Regions from separate parts of the Homo sapiens genome. Here region 2 is linked to region 1. The links are chromatin contacts, found by Hi-C or POLR2A ChIA-PET in ENCODE. All regions are on one chromosome and are shown on one strand. Each heading gives the region's core, a stretch centred on a gene start or an enhancer-like site at or near the end of the contact. The rest is flanking DNA. Distances are from core to core; before and after follow the strand shown. Region 1 holds the start of GEMIN6 (gem nuclear organelle associated protein 6). Region 2 overlaps DHX57 (DExH-box helicase 57).

Region 1 (5,766 bases), core at 60-2,559:
AGTTTGAGACCAGTCTGGCCAACATTGCAAAAACCCGTCTCTACTAAAAATACAAAAATTAGCCAGATGTGGTGGTGCATGCCTGTAATCCTAGCCACTAGGGAGGCTGAGGCACGAGAATCGCTTGAAGCCGGCAGGTGGAGGTTCCAGTGAGCCTCGATCGCACCTTTGCACTCCACCTGGGTGACAGTGTGAGACTCTGTCTCAAAAAAAAAAAAAAAAAAAAAAAAGTTTACTAAACAGACCCAGACTTGGGAGTGTCCAGATATCGCAATACCTGGAGAACAAAGGCATTCCTAATTTTGCTTTAAAGATAATAGTATTGATGCTTGAAAAATATAGTAATTAAGAAAATTAATCCTTTATCATAAACCCTTGTAGCAGAGCGCATCTCCTCATACATAGGACTATTGTATCTAGGGTGGACACTTTCCTCTTACTTTCGGGAACATCCTACTCTGTCTATGGAGCAGCTGTTCTTTCACCACTTTACTTTCTTACTAAACTTGCTTTTGCTTTGCACTGCGGACTCGCTCTGAATTCTTTCTTGCGCGAGATCCAACAACTCTCTCCTGGGGTCTGGATCAGGACCCCTTTCCTGTAGCAACCCTATCGCTCTTCTCCACGGCACGTTCACCTCACATTCCTAGAGCTTTAGGATTTACTCTGAGGGTTCATGTGCTTTGATTCTAAGGCGAAAGTGCATTTCCAAGTCTACTATCATTGAGGACCTGGCACGAGCTTTTTCCTCTTTATTTATTTTTATTTTTAATTTTTTTGAGACGGAGTTTCGCTCTTGTTGCCTAGGCTGGAGTGCAATGGTGCGATCTCAGCACACTGCAACCTCCGCCTCCCGGGTTCAAGCGATTCTCCTGTCTCAGCCTCCTGAGTAGCTGGGATTACAGGCGCCCGCCACTAGGCCCGGCTAATTTTTGGTATTTTTAGTAGAGACGGGGTTTCACCATGTTGGCCAGGCTGGTCTCGAACTCCTGACCGGTTTCGAACTCCTGATCCACCCGCCTCGGTATCCCAAAGTGCTGGGATTACAGGCGTGAGCCACCGCGCCCGGCCGCTTTTTCCTCTTTAAAGAAAAAAAGATTATTTGAACTGTCCGTCGTGGCAATGGAGAGGGATAGCCTTAGAGGACATGGCGGTTCATTATTATTATTATTATTACAGAACAATCTTAGACTCTGTCCGCACCCTGCACTCTAGGTCCCGCGACTCTCAGACCTCCAAGTAGGACTACAAAACAGAGGTTTCTGGGGGAAGGAAGTGACGATCGGCGCAAAGCATGCTGGTCTCAGGCGGTCTCCGCTCAACGATCCTTCCTCAAAGCATGGTTGCTGAGTACCCAGAGTTGCGAGGAGTTTTTTAACTGGTATTTTTCTCGTTTGTCAGGGTTAAACGTTAAGTACCATTTGGTTTTTAGTACAGTGTTAGGTATCGTGTGGCTGCAGGACAGGACCAGAAATCTAAGCTCTAGAGCTGTAGCCGCTGGCCCTTCGTTTGTGCATCCTTCAAACAAATTTTAAGGGGCAGTTGTCATAAATCGGGGGAGCCTCTCGATGGCGGGATCCAGCGGAGACACAGAGCCAGAGAGCGCGTGGGTGGATATCAGGAGAGTTTTCTGGTTCAGTTGAGGAGTGGGGTGAACTCCTTTGATCGATGGAAGGAAAAGCAGAGTTGAAGGGTTTGAGCATCATCTGCAGGCCAGAGTGAAAGCGATTTGGAATGTGGTTGTGGATCGGAATAGACCTGTGCCAGATGAATTTCCTCAGACTGCACCCGCGGCAAATCGGTGACCCCTCTGCTTTAGGCCGAATTGTACATATTAACTATTTTCCTTTTCCTGATAAAAATTCTCAAGCAGCCTTTACACGTGTTCTTTTCCCCAACTATAGTATCAGTTCCTATCAGTACATGCATTAATACTTAATTGTATTAAGTTACTTATTACGAACTTGAGGCAAATCACAGATGTTCTCTGTCTCTAGGATAGGATGGAGATTAGGGATAAGACATTTGCTTACGTGGAACATATATTAACCAGCACTGGTGGTTGTTTCAGATTTAGCCAGGTGGCAATCATGAGTGAATGGATGAAGAAAGGCCCCTTAGAATGGCAAGATTACATTTACAAAGAGGTCCGAGTGACAGCCAGTGAGAAGAATGAGTATAAAGGATGGGTTTTAACTACAGACCCAGTCTCTGCCAAGTGAGTATGCATCCTACTTGCCTGAAATCTTGACACCCCTTTGTGCTGCCTGTATGTTATAGACAAACTAAGAAAGCAGATAAATGAAAAGCTAATTATTAATATTTTCATATAAGAATTTTTTGTTTGTTTGAGACAGGGTTCTACTGTCACCCAGGCTGGAATGCAGTGGCGAGATCTCGGCTCTTTGTAACCTCCACCTCGCAGGTTCAAGCGATTCTCCTGCCTTAGCCTCCCGAGTAGCTGGGACTACAGGCATTTGCCACCACGTCTGGCTAATTTTTGTATTTTTTGTGGAGACGGGGCTTCGCCATGTTGCCCAGGTTGGTCTCAAACTCCTGATCTCCAAGGATCTGCCCACCTTAGCGTCACAGAGTGCTGGCATTACAGGCTGAGTCACTGTACCCGGCCTACATATGAGAACTTAACTGCCTTTGAATCTAAATGCTGTTCTGACTATGGATTACCTTATCAGACCAGGCAACTTCATAGAAATTGGGCATAGAAATTATTCTTACTATATATATATATATATATATATATATATTTTTTTTTTTTTTTTTTTTTTTTTTTCGGGGGTGGGATGAAGTCTCACTCTGTTGCCCAGGCTGGAGTGGTGCAGTTACAATCTTGGCTCACTGCAACTTCTGCCTCCCAGGTTCAAGTGATTCTCATGCCTCAGCCTCCCCAGTAGCTGGGGTTACACACATGTGCCAACATGCCCCACTAATTTTTTGTATTTTTAGTAGAGACGGGGTTTCGCTATGTTGGCCAGGCTGGTCTCAAACTCCTGACCTCAGGTGATCTGCCCACCTTGGCCTCCCAAAGTGCTAGGATCATAGGCTTGAGCCACCGTCCCCAGCCTATAATTTTGTTTATAAATACTTCACTATATCTCTTAAAAGAAAAGGACTTTAAGGCCGGGCATGGTGGCTCACGCCTGTAATCCCAGCACTTTGGGAGGCCGAGGCGGGTGGATCACGAGGTCAGGAGATCGAGACCATCCTGGCTAACATGGTGAAACCCCGTCTCTACTGAAAATACAAAAAAAATTAGCCGGGCGTGGTAGCAGGCACCTGTAGTCCCAGCTACTCAGGAGGCTGGGGCAGGAGAATGGCGTGAAGCTGGGAGGCAGAGCTTGCCGTGAGCTGAGATCGCGCCACTGCACTCTAGCCTGGATGACAGAGCAAGACTCCGTCTCAAAAAAAAAAAAAGAAAAAGATAAGGACTTTAAATAAATGTAACCACAAAAACTTTTTTTTTTGAGATGGAGTCTCGCTGTGTTGCCCAGGCTGGAGTGCAGTGGCGTGATCTCAGTTCACTGCAACCTCCACCTTCCCAGTTCAAGTGATTCTCCTGCCTCAGGCTCCTAAGTAGCTGGGATTACAGGCGTGTATTTTTAGTAGAGATGGGGTTTCACCATGTTAGCCAGGACGGTCTCCATTTCCTGACCTTGCAATCCACCCACCTGACCTCCCAAAGTGTTGGGGTTATAGGCGTGAGCCACCTCACCTGACCTTTTTTTTTTGAGATGGAGCCTTGCTCTGTTGCCCAGGCTGGAGTTCAATGGCTCGATCTCGGCTCACTGCAACCTCTGCCTCCCGGATTCAAGTGATTCTCCTGCCTCAGCCTCCTAAGTAGCTGGGATTATAGACATGTGCTACCACACCCGGCTAATTTTTATATTTTTAGTAGAGATGGGGTTTCACCATGTTGGCCAGGCTGGCCTTGAACTCCTTACCTCAAGTGATTTGCCCGCCTTGTCCTCCCAAAGTGCTGGGATTACAGGCGTGAGCCACCATGCCCGGCCTAGTTATTGTTTTTTTAACTCTAAAAGTTAAGTCTACCCTGCCTTCTTCTTTTTTTTTTTTTTTCCACGACAGAGTCTTGCTCAGGCTGGAGTGCAGTGGCATGATCTCGGCTCACTGCAACCTCTGCCTCCCAGGTTCAAGCAATTCTCTGCCTCTGCCTCCCAAGTAGCTGGGATTACAGGTGACTGCCACCACACCCAGCTAATATTTGTATTTTTAGTAGGGATTGGGTTTCACCATCTTGGCCAGAGGTTGGTCTTGAACTCCTGACCTCGTGATCCACCCGCCTCGGCCTCCCAAAGTGCTGGGATTACAGGCGTGAGCCACCGCGCCTGGCTACCCTGCCTTCTTTTCTAATACACATTTAAGGCATTCATAACTTGTTTAATCCTTTAACTGTATCCCACAATGATTGGCTGTAGGCTGGGCAAAAAGTTTACCTATTTAGGATCCTTAGTGAATGTTTGTTGAATAAATGGAAGCATTCATTGGTGACAGGATTAATTTCAAACAGAGTAGAGTGTCATCTATTATTTTAGTGACCTACTTGGGTTGATGATGCCTCTAAACTTACTTTTCCTCCAAAGTATTGTCCTTGTGAACTTCCTTGAAGATGGCAGCATGTCTGTGACCGGAATTATGGGACATGCTGTGCAGACTGTTGAAACTATGAATGAAGGGGACCATAGAGTGAGGGAGAAGCTGATGCATTTGTTCACGTCTGGAGACTGCAAAGCATACAGCCCAGAGGATCTGGAAGAGAGAAAGAACAGCCTAAAGAAATGGCTTGAGAAGAACCACATCCCCATCACTGAACAGGGAGACGCTCCAAGGACTCTCTGTGTGGCTGGGGTCCTGACTATAGACCCACCATATGGTCCAGAAAATTGCAGCAGCTCTAATGAGATTATTCTGTCGCGTGTTCAGGATCTTATTGAAGGACATCTTACAGCTTCCCAATGAGAGGCCAGGAAGTGTGAACATACTGATAGAAAAAGACTATATTTTATCCCTCATAAAATGTTTTAAATGTAAATGTACATGACTGTGTGTGTGTATGTGTGTGTGTGTATAATTCTTTGTTGTTTTGGTAAAATCAGAGGAGTGGGTTATAAGTGCTAATTTCCTTGGGAAATTAATGAACTAGGGCAAGTATAGCATCCCATGCATAAAATTAGCACAGGGACATCAGAATTGTATGGGTCTTCTTTTTTCTTTTTTTCTTTTTTTTTTGAGATGGAGTCTCGCTCTGTTGCCAGGTTTGAGTGCAGTGGCGCAATCTCAGCTCAGTGCAACCTCCGCCTCCCAGGTTCAACCGATTCCCCTGCCTCAGCCTCTCGAGTAGCTGGGACTACAGGTGCACGCCACCACTCCCAGCTAATTTTTTGTATTTTAGTAGAGATGGGGTTTCACCTGTATGGGTCTTTTCTTGTGATGGGGTTACACCCCCATTTTTGTTAGGCAAGAAAAGCATTTGGAAAAAAATGTAACATGTTAGATTCAATATAAAATATTATGGTAAGATCATGGTCTTGTTAAGTCTCTTCACTAACTGTATGTGTCTGTTTTTAAAAGATGTGTCTTGGTGGGGCGCGGTGGCTCACGCCTGTAATCCCAGCACTTTGGGAGGCCGAGGCAGGTGGATCATGAGGTCAGGAGATCGAGACCATCCTGGCTAACACGGTGAAACCCCTTCTCTACTAAAAATACAAAAAAAATTAGCCGGGCGTGGTGGCA
Region 2 (5,228 bases), core at 2,134-4,633, 49 kb after region 1:
TGGATGGTTCTACTTGTATGAGGTATCTAAAATAGTCAAACTCACAGAAGCAGAGTGGAATGGTTGCCAGGGGCTGGACATGAGGGGAAAATGGAGAGTTGCAGTCCAATAGGTATAAAGTTTCAGTTTTGCAAAATGAGTAAGTTCGAGAGCTCTGCTGTACAACATTATGCCTATAGTTAACGGTACTGTGTTGTAAAATTAAACATTTGCTAAGAGGGTAGATCTCATATTAAGTATTCTTACCATAATAAAAACTGGACATGATTAACTTAGATAGTTCTGACTGCTATACAATTAAAGGTATTTATGAAAAAGGTTTAAACGATCCACTTATTCCTTCTCACATCTGAAGTTGCAGTCATTATTTATATATTTTTATTTTTTGGGGGGGTATAGAGTTTCATTCTTATTGCCCAGGCTGGAGTGCAATGGTATGATCTTGGCTCACTGCAACCTCCACCTCCCGGGTTCAAGTGATTCTCCTGCTTCAGCCTCCTAAGAAACTGGGATTACAGGCGTGCGCCACTATACCTGGCTAATTTTATATTTTTTTAGTAGAGATGGGGTTTCACCATGTTGTCCAGGCTGGTCTTGAACTCTTGACCTCAGGTGATCTGCCTGCCCCAGCCTCCCAAAGTGCTGGGATTACAGGCATGAGCCACCACACCCAGCCCAAAGCTGCAGTCATTGTTTATAAAATTAATCTGCATTGTGTCCTGCCTTGTGATAGCTCTTCAAAAACTAGTGTTTTAAATTATGAACTTCATTCAGAAAAAGAGTTCTCATTTTAAAAAAAAACAAATTATGAATATCGGCAACTTAGAGAAAAGTGCAACATAAACAAAAAATTTTATTTACTTCACATACAGCTCCTTTTTAAGTTGCCAATCTATATACACACAATTTTACATTTTTATTAACATGTATATTTTTGGTACCTAGCCTTTTCTCACTTAATGTAGTTCACTTTAAGACGTGAATTGACAGTAATCCACTTACTTAAATTTCATTTTTATTTTATTCATTTATTTAATTTTTATTTTTTGAGATGGAGTCTCACTCTGTTGCCCAGGCTGGAGTGCAGTGGCACGATCTCAGCTCACTGCAACCTCTGCCTCCTGGGTTCAAGAGATTCTCCTTCCTCAGCCTCCCAAGTAGCTGGGATTACAGGTGTGTGCTATCACACACAGATAATTTTTGTATTTTTAGTAGAGATGGAGTTTTGCTATGTTGGCCAAGCTGGTCTCGAACTCCTGACCTCAGGTGATCCACCTGCCTCAGTCTCCCAAAGTGCTGGGATTATAAGCATGAGCCTCCATGCCCGGCCCTACATATGTACTCTTAAGCTCTGTTTTAGGGCCATGCTCTGCAATGTAAGAGATCTTTATGTGCAGAAATTTAAAAGGAATGGTAAAGGCAACACTAAGGATATCTTTCTTCACAAATAAATGAGATTATTGGTGGTCATTCTTAGCCAAATATCTTCTAGAAGTAAAAGGAAAACATGGAACTTAATAGAGTGAGAAACATTTAGACCTTTTGGAAGCAAAACACAAAAAACCAGATGTCACCTTAGACACAGCTGTTCCAATGGCACTCTTTGTATTTCTGGTAGCTGTTGTTTTAAAAGCTGGTGATTGTAGTGATGGCTAGTGAATAAATGGAAGCAGACCCCAGATGCAACACGGCCTGCTCGGCCTTTCCTTTGTAGAGCATTAGCTTGAGATACAAAGGTGTCCTCTAGACTTTCCATCCCTTTGCTGGCATCATATCTATAAAGAAAAAGAAAATATAAATTGAGTCATTTTATAAAAACATGGCCAAGACTGCTTGCTATGGACAGAATAGATGAACCAGCTTCCTCCTGTAGAGGGACACAGTGCCCTGTATATTCTGGGATAGTTGAGCCCCTGGTAGGAGCAGCTAGTGCTGATTTAAGTGGCATCAAGTGCAGAGTTTCCCAAACTACACAGTTTCTTTATTCAACCCCTTTTCATACAAGCACATATAAAATCACATGACAAAAAGAGAGAAAAAGCAATTCATTACTTTTCATCCCCATTTGATGTTAAGGTCCATGGTCCTGGCTACACAATCATTCACACATCCACGTACAGTTTTCACAAAGTATTTTTTCATACAGTAATCCGTGTAGCTTAATAGCATTAGCCACTAACAACGGTGTCTCCCTAAATGAAGCATTTTTAGCCCCTCTCTTACATCACCACAAGACGGAATACCTCTTTTCTTTCATTTTCCCAGAATCGATAACATAGACAACATCATCGATGGTTATGGATGTCTCAGCAATGTTGGTGGAAATTATAATCTTAGTTACTCCTGCAGGAGGTTTTACAAACACAGCCTGCTGCTCTTCACTGGATAAAGATGAATGAAGTGGGTGAATAACACATCTGGAAGGAAATAAAAGCACATGAAGTATTCTAGCACCTAGCACCGAAACTAGATTACAGTAGGTGAATTTCTACTAAAACCAACAATATGACTTCAGGTATTAGCAACTTCTCCACAACCTGTCCTCAGAGCTCAGCTCTTCTACATAGTAAAGTCTTGGCCGGGTACGGTGGCTCACACCTGTAATCCCAGCACTTTGGAAGGCTGAGGCAGGCGGATCACCCGAGGTCAGGAGTTTGAGATCAGCCTAGCCAACATGGTGAAACCTCGTCTCTACTAAAAATACAAAAATTAACCAGGTGTGTTGGTGGGCACCTGTAATCCCAGTTACTCGGGAAGCTGAGGCAGGTGAATCACTTGAGCCCAGGATGCAGAGGTTGCAGTGAGCTGACATCCTGCCATTGCACTTCAGCTTGGGCGACAATAGTGAGACTCCGTCTCGAAAAATAAAATAAAATAAAATAAAATAAAAGGTAAAGTCCTTTCTGATTTTTACAAAATATTTACTTAGTTCTAGGAACCAAAAACCTCATACCAACTTGGGAAAAATGTTGGAGTGTAATTCAGTAGTAAATAATGAAGAGGAATAAATAATTGATATTCTACAACCAACAAGCCTAGTGCAAACTAACCAGCAAAGAATTATTCTTCCTTTAAATACAAGATGAGCCTGTAACCCCAGCTACTTGTGAGGCTGAGGCAGAAGAATCACTTGAACCTGGGAGGCGGAGGTTGCAGTGAGCCGAGATCACGCCACTGCACTCCAGCCTGGGCCACAGAGCGAGACTCTGTCTCAAAAAAAAAAAAAAAAAAAAATATATATATATATATATATATATATATACACACATACATATATATACACATACACACACACACACATACATACACACACACAGAGAAGACAGGCAATGACAATGATGTAACCTCAGAAACTTCATTCTTACATTTTAAGGGAGTGTTCGTTTGTCAAATAGTTTTCCCCTTAAAAATGAAGACACACCCAGTGTGTCTTGCTCCTGGAATAGGAACTATTGAAGATGATTTTCTCTCATAATGGTAGGACTTCTTTGTTGTTACTAATGCTGCCTTTCCCCCACCTTCCCCCACTATCTGGGGCTCTGACATCTAAAATTACATGCAAATTTGCTGAGTCACTATGCTAAGTGAAGAGAATTTTTTTGAAACGGAGTTTCACTCTTGTTGCCCGGGCTGGAGCGCAATGGTGTGATCTCAGCTCACCAAAACCTCTGCCTCCCGGGTTCAAGCTATTCTCCTGCCTCAGCCTCTTGAGTAGCTGGGTTTATAGGTGCCGGCCACCACACCCAGCTAATTTTGTATTTTTAGTAGAGATGAGGTTTCTCCACGTTGGTCAGGCTGGTCTCCAACTCCTGACCTCAGGTGATCCGCCCGCCTCGGCCTCCCAAAGAGCTGGGATTACAGGCATGAGCCACTGAGCCTGGCCAATATTTTTCTTTAATAAAAAGGGAATAACTGATTTCCTGCAGCAAATAGGTTTGCTCATTTCCAGCTGGCATAAACAAATGTATGCTCGAAGACTGGTGCTCTTCCAGGGTCTAAAGAGGGTGATGATATCTTTAGAGGTAACTGCAATGGATGATTAAGAATATAGAAAGCAATTAGCTTACCGATTACTACGTCTGTTGTTGAAAAGAGAATTAGACTGTAGCTGTTCATAAAGCATTTTGATTTCTGCTAGTCCTGGTAAAAATACAAGTATAGCACCTGGGTATATAAAAAGAATCAATATGTGGGTAAGCATAGGCACAGAAAAGAAACAAGAAAAATTTTTTTAAAAAAGAATATGATAAATGAAGTAAATGAAAAACTAATATAGATTATAAAGCTGTTTTTAACCAAAATATGCAATAATCTGAGAATTTCGCCTGTGGTCTCAGCTACTCGGCAGGCTGAGGTAGGAGGGTTGCTTGAGCCAGGGAGGCGGAGTTTGCGGTAAGCCAAGATTGTGCCACTGCACTCTAGCCTGGGCAACAGAGCAAGACCCTTTCTCAAAAAAAAAAAAAAAGAGAAATTTTCACTATCAGTTTTATTTTCTTTGTAAAGTCCCAGAGGATTTAAACAAATAAATAACTACATGTTTTATATATTCTCTGACTTAATAAGGACAAAATGGAGATTTATCTTTCTATAACCAGAAAAACTGAGGTGTGGAAAAGTATAATGTCTGTCGGTATAATGCCAAGAATTATTAGCTAAGCTCTTTTTTTATTTTAATTTTTATTTTTTGAGACAAGGCCTTGCTCTGTCACCCAGGCTGAAGTGCAGTTGCGCGATCACGGCTCACTGCAGCCTCAACCTCCCCAGGCTCAGGTGATTTTCCTACCTTAGCCTCCTGAGTAGTTGGGACTACAGGTACATGCCATCACGCCCGGCTAATTTTTTATATTTTTAGCAGAGATGGGGTTTCGCCATGTTGCCCAGGCTGGTCTCAAACTCCTGGACTCAAGTGATCCACCCGCCTCAGCCTACCAAAATGCTGGGATTACAGGCATGAGCCACTGTGCCTGGCCTAGCTAAGCTCTATAAATAAACTTTTTCAGTACACTGGCTATTTTTTTTTTTTTTTGGAGACAGTGTCTTGCTCTGTTGCCCAGGCTGAAGTGCAATGATGTGATCTCAGCTCACTGCAACCTCCACCTCCTGGGTTCAATTGATTCTCCCGCCTCATCCTCCTGAGTAGCTGGGATTACAGGCACACGCCAGCTAATTTTTGTAGTTTTAGTAGAGACAGGTTTCACCATGTTGGTCAGGCTGGTCTCGAACTCCTG

Evidence for each region. A loop is a pair of places that touch in the nucleus more often than their neighbours do. ChIA-PET counts read pairs that join two places held with the same protein, here RNA polymerase II (POLR2A). Pooled maps may share reads with other maps.
Region 2: a loop to region 1 is called in a map of B cell, with 2.4 times the contacts of the local background. The contact joins the enhancer-like site here to the promoter of GEMIN6 in region 1. A Hi-C loop is called at or near these places in 1 of 168 maps with a recorded cell type or tissue (B cell), 4 of 37 single-sample maps with no recorded cell type and 9 of 50 pooled maps. POLR2A ChIA-PET finds 5 or more read pairs at or near these places in 5 of 52 experiments (BJ, K562, Panc1 and 2 more).

The regions. Positions count from the first base shown.
Region 1 is chr2:38,776,901-38,782,666 of GRCh38, forward strand. It overlaps GEMIN6 (gem nuclear organelle associated protein 6), which reads left to right and starts at 1,310. Exons shown (of 3, transcript NM_024775.10): 1 at 1,310-1,381; 2 at 2,072-2,218; 3 at 4,617-5,766. The coding sequence starts at 2,091. The coding sequence ends at 4,992.
Region 2 is chr2:38,824,273-38,829,500 of GRCh38, forward strand. DHX57 (DExH-box helicase 57) reads right to left here. Exons shown (of 24, transcript NM_198963.3): 14 at 4,068-4,164; 15 at 2,244-2,417; 16 at 1,575-1,775. Among named protein-coding and RNA genes, the nearest start is that of GEMIN6, 49 kb to the left of the region's middle. RefSeq lists an enhancer at 3,415-3,709. Within about 2 kb of position 3,384, at least 4 of the 41 ENCODE cell types and tissues checked have a DNase peak (open chromatin) inside an H3K27ac peak, as active enhancers do.